2 separate regions of the Homo sapiens genome follow, and region 1 is linked to region 2. The links are chromatin contacts, found by Hi-C in ENCODE. All regions are on one chromosome and are shown on one strand. The core of a region is the stretch at or near the end of the contact, and the rest is flanking DNA. Distances in the headings are between cores, read along the strand shown. Region 1 holds the start of AFAP1L1 (actin filament associated protein 1 like 1). Region 2 holds the start of SH3TC2 (SH3 domain and tetratricopeptide repeats 2).

Region 1 (3,370 bases), core at 438-2,937, 210 kb after region 2:
AGCAAAAGTAATAGCGTTTTTTGCCATTACTTTCAGTGGCAAAAACCACTATTACTTTTGCACCAAACTAACAGAACAAGAGCCATGCACAAGTTTTCATACACTGTTCACAACATCACATTTGGTCTGAGTGCTCACACACACACACACTAAATTACTGATGCAATATTTTAAGAAAATGTTAATTTTAATTTGCCCATAAAAGCAATAGAGAAAATATTCCCGGCCAGGCTAGGTGGCTGGCGCCTGTAATCCCAGCACTTTGGGAGGCCGAGGCAGGTGGATCACCTGAGGTCAGGAGTTCGAGACCAGCCTGGCCAACATGGCGAAACGTCGTCTCTACTAAAAATACAAAAATTTGCCCGGAGTGATGGTGGGCGCCTGTAATTCCAGCTACTCAGGAGGCTGAGGCAGGAGAATTGCTTGAACCCGGGAGGCAGAGGTTGCAGTGAGCCGAGATCGCGCCACTGCACTCCAGCCTCGGCGACAAAGGGAGACTTTTCAAGAAAAAAAAAAAAGAAGAAAAGAAAATATTCCCAGTCCAGGAAAGTACAGGAGGGTCTTTCCCAGGCCTTTTGTTGCCTCCATACCTCTGTGGTAGCTGTTCCCTGTTCCAGAATGTTCTAAGTAGGGAACAGTGGTCAGCTCAAAGCTGAAAACCATGGCCTGGCCCATGGTGGGAGGAGCAGTGTCTAGGAGAACAATTGGTCCTGGACTTTATGAAGGGTCTTAAAGTCAGACATTTGATATTGTGTATAAATGAGTGAGACCTATTTTCACAGGGATATACTAATAAGGTGAAGAAGTTGACATTCTTCATACAGCTTTAAACTTAGATCCCATTACTGTTCCACACTGGTCATAGCAATATTTTCTACAATCTTGCGAAAAGTACACTTATATTGCACTGTATTTTGTATGCTAAAAGTATTCATTTCCACATTTTTTATCACCCTGTTCTGCATGTTTTCACGTGTTACTCATTTTTCTATTCTTTTTCTGAATTCTCCCAGATCCTCGTTATGTTTTCACGTTTTAGTACACAAGGAACCTCAAAAGTTGAAAGTGTCCCAAGCCCTTGCCCACCTTTCAGCAAGCCTCTCTTTCTCCCTTTCCCAGGTGCTTTTCTTTCTGAAGATCTTTGTTATTATTTAACTCCTCTTTCGCAACACCACTGACATTGCACCGGCATCGCCGCGGGCCCACTGTCTGGCTTAGAAGGTGCTCAAGAAAGACCCGCGGCGAATGGAGAAGACAAGCCCAAAGCCAGGAAATGGGTGGCGGCTGCAGGGAAGGGGGTTTTGATTCCCTAGGATAAAAACGCGCTCCAACAGTCTCCGCATTCCGGCATGGAGCCGGCTGAGGGGTGCGGTGGTAAGACCCCATCGCTAGCGGAGTGCAAGCAAAGCCGCACACCTCCTGGGTCCGGGCTGGGGCAGGCCGCGCGGGCGCGGGAACGAACGCGTGCGGACGGGGAAAAGGGTCCTCCAAGCCCAAGTGGGAGCGCCGCGGAGGGCGAGCGAGCGGCAGGGCGCGGCGGGGCGTGTGCGGCACCACGGGACAGCGGGCTGCGGCCCAGGGGGCGAGGCGTGCTCGGGTCTATTCCGGGAGCGGCTCTGAGGGGCGGGCGCGGGCGCGGGCGGGGCGGGGGCTGCCGGCGAGCATCCTGTCTGGGGGAGGGGACCGCAGAGAGCGCCGGCCGCTGGGCTGGCCTGAGAGCGCAGCGCGCCGGCCGCTACCAGCCGCGCCGGAGCCCCTGCGCCCTGCGGCCCGCTCCCCGGGGACCGGGCCGGCGCCATGGACCGAGGCCAGGGTAAGAGGGGCCGCGACGCCCGCACTTGTTGCGGCGCCGGGCGGGAAAGGGAGACTGGACGATCTGAAGCCGGAGAGGAGGAGGGAGAGAGGCGGGCGGTGGGGCGGGGGCTGAGGAACGCTCGGAGGGGACTGGGAGACGCGGCGCTTATGCAAAGGTGCCTTCGGCTGCCGGGACAACCCGGTGCGTGTCAACGCCCGTGTCCTGGGGCCAACTCGCCTCTCGTGTGTGAAATCAGAGTTTTCATAGGCTAACGATTTGTAACTTCATAAAAGATCCCCCTCTAGTTTCCGGAGGACAGCGAGCTCCTCCCACCTCATTCCACTCTAAAGGGGAAAACAAGGTGTACAGGTTCAACTCCCGAAACACCCGCTGTGGGCAGCCCCTAGGGAGAAGCTCTAGGGGACCGAAGTTTGCAGCTGCCTAGGGCATTGCGAGAAGGAGGAGCGCCGTGAGCAGGCGCGCGTGTGCATGCATGTGTGCGCCAGGGAGGGAGGAGGCGGGGGTGGTTCTATCCCGCACCAGCTGTGTCCTCGGCCCAGCCCTTCTCTCTGGACCAGCGACAAAGTTGGACTAGATGGTCTCCAAGGCACCTTGCCGACCCTTTTCCAGTGTATTTGGTAGACGTTTCACAGAAGTGGAGGGGACTTACTGAAATTGAGATTGACATAAGCCGAGAGGGCAGCATTCGTAGGGGGCTAGCGCACATTTTTTTCTGTTTGTTTTGTTTTGTTTGAGACGGAGTTTCGCTCTTGTTGCCCAGGCTGGAGTGAAGTGGCGCGATCTTGGCTCACTGCAACCTCCGCCTCCCGGGTTCAAGCGATTCTCCTACCTCAGCCTCCCGAATAGCTGGGATTAGAGGCATGCGCCACCACACCCGGCTAATTTTTGTATTTTTAACAGAGACGGGGTTTCACCATATTGGCCAGGCTGGTCTGGAGCTCCTGACCTCAGGTGATCAGCCGGCCCCGGCCTCTCAAAGTGCTGGGATTACGGGCGTGAGCCACCGCGCCCGGCAGCGCACATTTTAAGTAAAGGTCTAGACATGGCCTTTGGCAATGGCCAGATGGGCATGTGTGTGTCTGTAAAGAAGTGGCCTGCTTGGACATGTGAACAGTGTCAGAGGCTGGGAATCAGAACCCCAGGGTTTCAGTCTGCACCTCTGGGATCCAAAGAGATCACAGGTGTGACGGCACTAGATAAACTAGTGAGTGCTGTGCCAACAGGCGAAGTGTTGTTGTTGTTGCTGTTATTAATAATGGAAAATTCATTCCCCTCCCCACGATAATCTCACACCTCTCCCCCATCTGCCTGTTTGCTGTGCTGAGCCCCCGAAGGGAGGAAAAAAAGAAGGGAACAGGGGCATGGGAGCAATTAGCAGGCACTGGGGCAGGGATGAGCCGGGAGCAGGTGTGGGGTAACCTCCCTTACTCCTGTTAAACGGAAAGTCAGGCTTGGCGAGCTCAGAGGGCCAGAGGGGACTCCTGGCTTCCAGTTCAACCTCCTCACTTGCCCCTCCCCAACAGAGAATACTGCATTCACCTTCTCCTTCAGGGA
Region 2 (3,437 bases), core at 856-3,355:
GGATAAATAGGGGAATCTGGAATGGGAATATCCAGATCGACTGGACTTGGACCTACAACACCAATATCAACCTCGCTAGGGAAAGGCCCTGACACATACAGGGAATAATATGGGGGAATGGCATGAAAAGTCTCGAGGGAGATACATAGCAGGCTAACTCTTGGTGAAAAGGTGAATGCGGGGTGCCAGCCAGTAATCAATGGCAAAAAGAAGGTGAAAGAATAAAGTAATTGAATGATAGTGTTATTATGATTTTGACCTTTTTCAATATTTTGTTTGTTTGTTTGTTTGTTTTCAGCTGCGTAACTCTGTTCTACAGGAAATCTTTGGCTGAAGGACGATGTCAACTAGAAGCAGAGCCGCTCTAGGTAGGAATGAGGGAACATGAGCAGAGCTCTCTGAGGCACCTCTACACAGCAGTTTACAACCCTAAAATTGTATATATGATTAAATGGAGGCCCAGGGAGAGCGCGAGTTATACTGGGGTCATCAAAATGGAATTAACAATGGTGAATTTTATTGTGCTCAACTAACTGTGCACCAGACTGTTTCACCATTTCACATGTAGACTTAATCTCCACCACAGCTCTATGAAGAAGACATAATCATGTCATAAAAGCTACAGATAAGGAAACTGAAACACAGAGAAGTTAAATAAGTTGTCGAGGCAAGTAAAAGAACCAAGATAAAATCCAGACACTTTGGCCTCAAAGACCAAGTGAGTAGCCAAGATGACAACTGCATAACTAGAGCTAGAGGAAGTCAGATCTAGAACCCCGATCTCCGACCAGTGGTCCTGCACGTCTCCCTCCATGCTGTTTCTACTCTCATGGGGCACAATGACAATAGGACTTAGGGGGAGGGACTGAAAAGTGTTTACATCTGAGAAATCTGGAGAAGCGAAATTGTTCATAGCTAAAGTCGTGCCTTTTGTGCCAAGGGCATCATTTGGGGGGACACTCCCTGCTGTAGGTGCCAAGGTGCCTAGATCAAGACTTCAAGCAGAGGAAGCAGAATATGGTTGTTTTGGGTTCACTTTAATGACCTCAAGTGCCTTCTACAAGCCCAAGTCATAAGACTAAAGAAGAAAGTTGTCTGTCAGAGAGTAGAAAGCCCTCAGCTAGGGGATGCTCCTTAGCTCCTTCTCTCAGGAACCATGGTGGAGCTCCAGGAAGACACAGAGTTCTAACAAGGGTTAGGAATGATTCCTTGGAGCAATGTTCCCCTATCTCCCAAGCAAGCCTCCCCCCACCAATCTAACCCCACATTTCCCCAAAGCCACCACTCATCCTGATAAACACCACACAAGAGAACACAGGGCCCTACCTTGATTCTCCTCTGAAAAAAAGCAAGAAGGTTGCTTCAGGGAGACCAACCAGCCTGGTTGGCCTGGAACTGACATATCCCAGCAAATTCCTCAGTCCCAGGCAAACCATAATGGCTGGTCACCCTAAGTCACTCTCCCATGAGTTGACAATTTCTTAGAGCAACAACTCTCCATTGCCTCAACTTGATGCACACACTCACACATGCACTCACACACAAATCACTCTGTAATAGGTGGAGGCAGGAAACTGCCTGTTTTTCTCCAGTAACAGCAACCCTGACAAAAATAGGCTTGAATGACTAAGGCCAAGTTTATGGCCACCCATAGGCCACAGAGGAACTCACTGCCTGAACTTTCTTCCTGTCCTGGGGGGATCTCGGGAAGAAAGGAAGGAAGGGCTTAGTCACACCCTGGGAGTGGCAGCCAGGAGCAGTGCTGCTCAGCTCCTGACAGAGTAAACTCAAAGGCTCTTTCTTCAGGAAAAAATAGATGCTTCCAGGCTTTGCTCCCTTTTTACAGAGCCAGCATGACAAACACTTACCCAGGGAGGAAGGAGAGGCAGCCAGAAAGCACAATCATCTCCCCATCTTTGGGAGAAAAGTTTCTCCAACCCAGCAGGTCCCTGAGCCTCTACTGGACCATCCACTTTGGCCAAGCCACAGGCCAAGGGCCCCCTGGGAAACTCACCTGGGCCCCGGGTCAGACTCCGCTCCCTGGGGATGCAGAAGCAGCCACCCATGTGTGTACCATCCTACCCTGGCCGAGGCCCTTGGGAACACAGGCCAGAAGAGTGCTGCAAGGGACAGCCTCCCAACGGTGTCCCTCCTCCCGCCTCCTCCCTGGCACACGAGGGACCGAGGCCTGCTCAATGCACAATGCAGCCTTTGATATCCCGGCTACAGCAGGAGGCCCAGGGAGGGTGGGAGGGGCAGCCCAGCCCAGCCTGCAGGCCCACAGCTCCTGCACTGTCAGGCCTGGGGAACAGGGCTCCTCCCTGCCTCTCAGCAGATCGCTTCATGCCTATCAGCCTGCAGCACATTCCTCGCATTCTAGGATTGAGATACACAGTTTGGTTCTTGTGAGGGCAGCCAGGGCTGGGGAGGAGGGCAGAGAACATCCCAGAGATCAAGACTGCTCTTCTTGCTCCCTCCCCGACTGACTTGGCCCACACTGACTGGCCTGCCACCCCTTTACAGTGATCTCCACCCAGTCTCTCTCTGCAAAGGCCTCCCTTGGCTCTCTGATAAAGTTGGAGCTGTGGGTGCAGCATTTCACTTGGACCTAGCAGCATCAATGAGCCAGCTCCTCACTGGGGAACATGCAAACCCCCAGCTGCTGGTGTGCAGGAAAAGAATCCAGGAGATCACCTGATGAAGCCCAGCATTTTACAGGTGAGGGGATGGAGAACCAAATACATCAAAGGATGGGGAGAGGTTGGTCAATAGGTAAAAGGTTAGAGTTACATAGGAGGAGTAAGTTCTAGTGTTCTATTGCACAGTAGGGGGACTACAGTTAATAACGTATTGTATATTTCAACATAGAAGAGAGGATTTTGAATGTTCTCACCACAAAAAAACAATGATGTTTGAGATGATGGATATGATAATTACCTTGATTTGTTCATTACACAATACATAGATATATTGAAACATCACATTCTAGCCCATAAATGTGTAGAATTATTATGTGTCAATTAAAAATAAAACTAAAAGAAAAAATACAGCAAGTCTACAGGTATGCAAGCAAAACTGGTCCCACAAGACTAACCTCTTTCCTGTTTCAGATAGGCAGTGGAGCAGGGGAATCCAGTTGACACTGTGGCTAAATTTCAGAAAACCTCCCATGAGATCTTGCAAAGGAGATGGAGAAAATATGGCTGAATGCCAGCAAGGTAGGACGGAAGCATGACTGCTCTAACAACCAAGCTCAAAGAGCACTGCTCACCCAATGTTTCCTTCATGACTAGAGCAAAGTGGTGAAAGGACCCTGGTGAGAGGCCCAAAGAACAGGAGGTGTGAGCCAAGAGAAGGTCCTGCCAGGCCTATGTTGCAGGCTATTTGGAGGCTGAACTTGAGGTCAGTATCACCAGCATTTTTAGGACGGCAGTGGC

What was found. A loop is a pair of places that touch in the nucleus more often than their neighbours do. Pooled maps may share reads with other maps.
Region 1: a map of dorsolateral prefrontal cortex shows a loop between it and region 2 (4-fold over the local background). The contact joins the promoter of AFAP1L1 here to the promoter of SH3TC2 in region 2. A Hi-C loop is called at or near these places in 6 of 168 maps with a recorded cell type or tissue (Calu3, PC-3, Panc1 and 3 more) and 4 of 50 pooled maps.

The regions. Positions count from the first base shown.
Region 1 is chr5:149,270,172-149,273,541 of GRCh38, forward strand. It overlaps AFAP1L1 (actin filament associated protein 1 like 1), which reads left to right and starts at 1,688. Exons shown (of 19, transcript NM_152406.4): 1 at 1,688-1,813. The coding sequence starts at 1,798. RefSeq lists enhancers at 1,667-2,206, 2,207-2,748, 2,749-3,288.
Region 2 is chr5:149,060,957-149,064,393 of GRCh38, forward strand. SH3TC2 (SH3 domain and tetratricopeptide repeats 2) reads right to left here and starts at 2,106. Exons shown (of 17, transcript NM_024577.4): 1 at 2,015-2,106. The coding sequence starts at 2,066. It overlaps MIR584 (microRNA 584), which reads right to left and starts at 1,453; the gene lies at 1,357-1,453. It overlaps SH3TC2-DT (SH3TC2 divergent transcript), which reads left to right and starts at 2,361. Exons shown (of 3, transcript NR_122044.1): 1 at 2,361-2,718; 2 at 3,294-3,402. RefSeq lists a silencer at 2,070-2,364.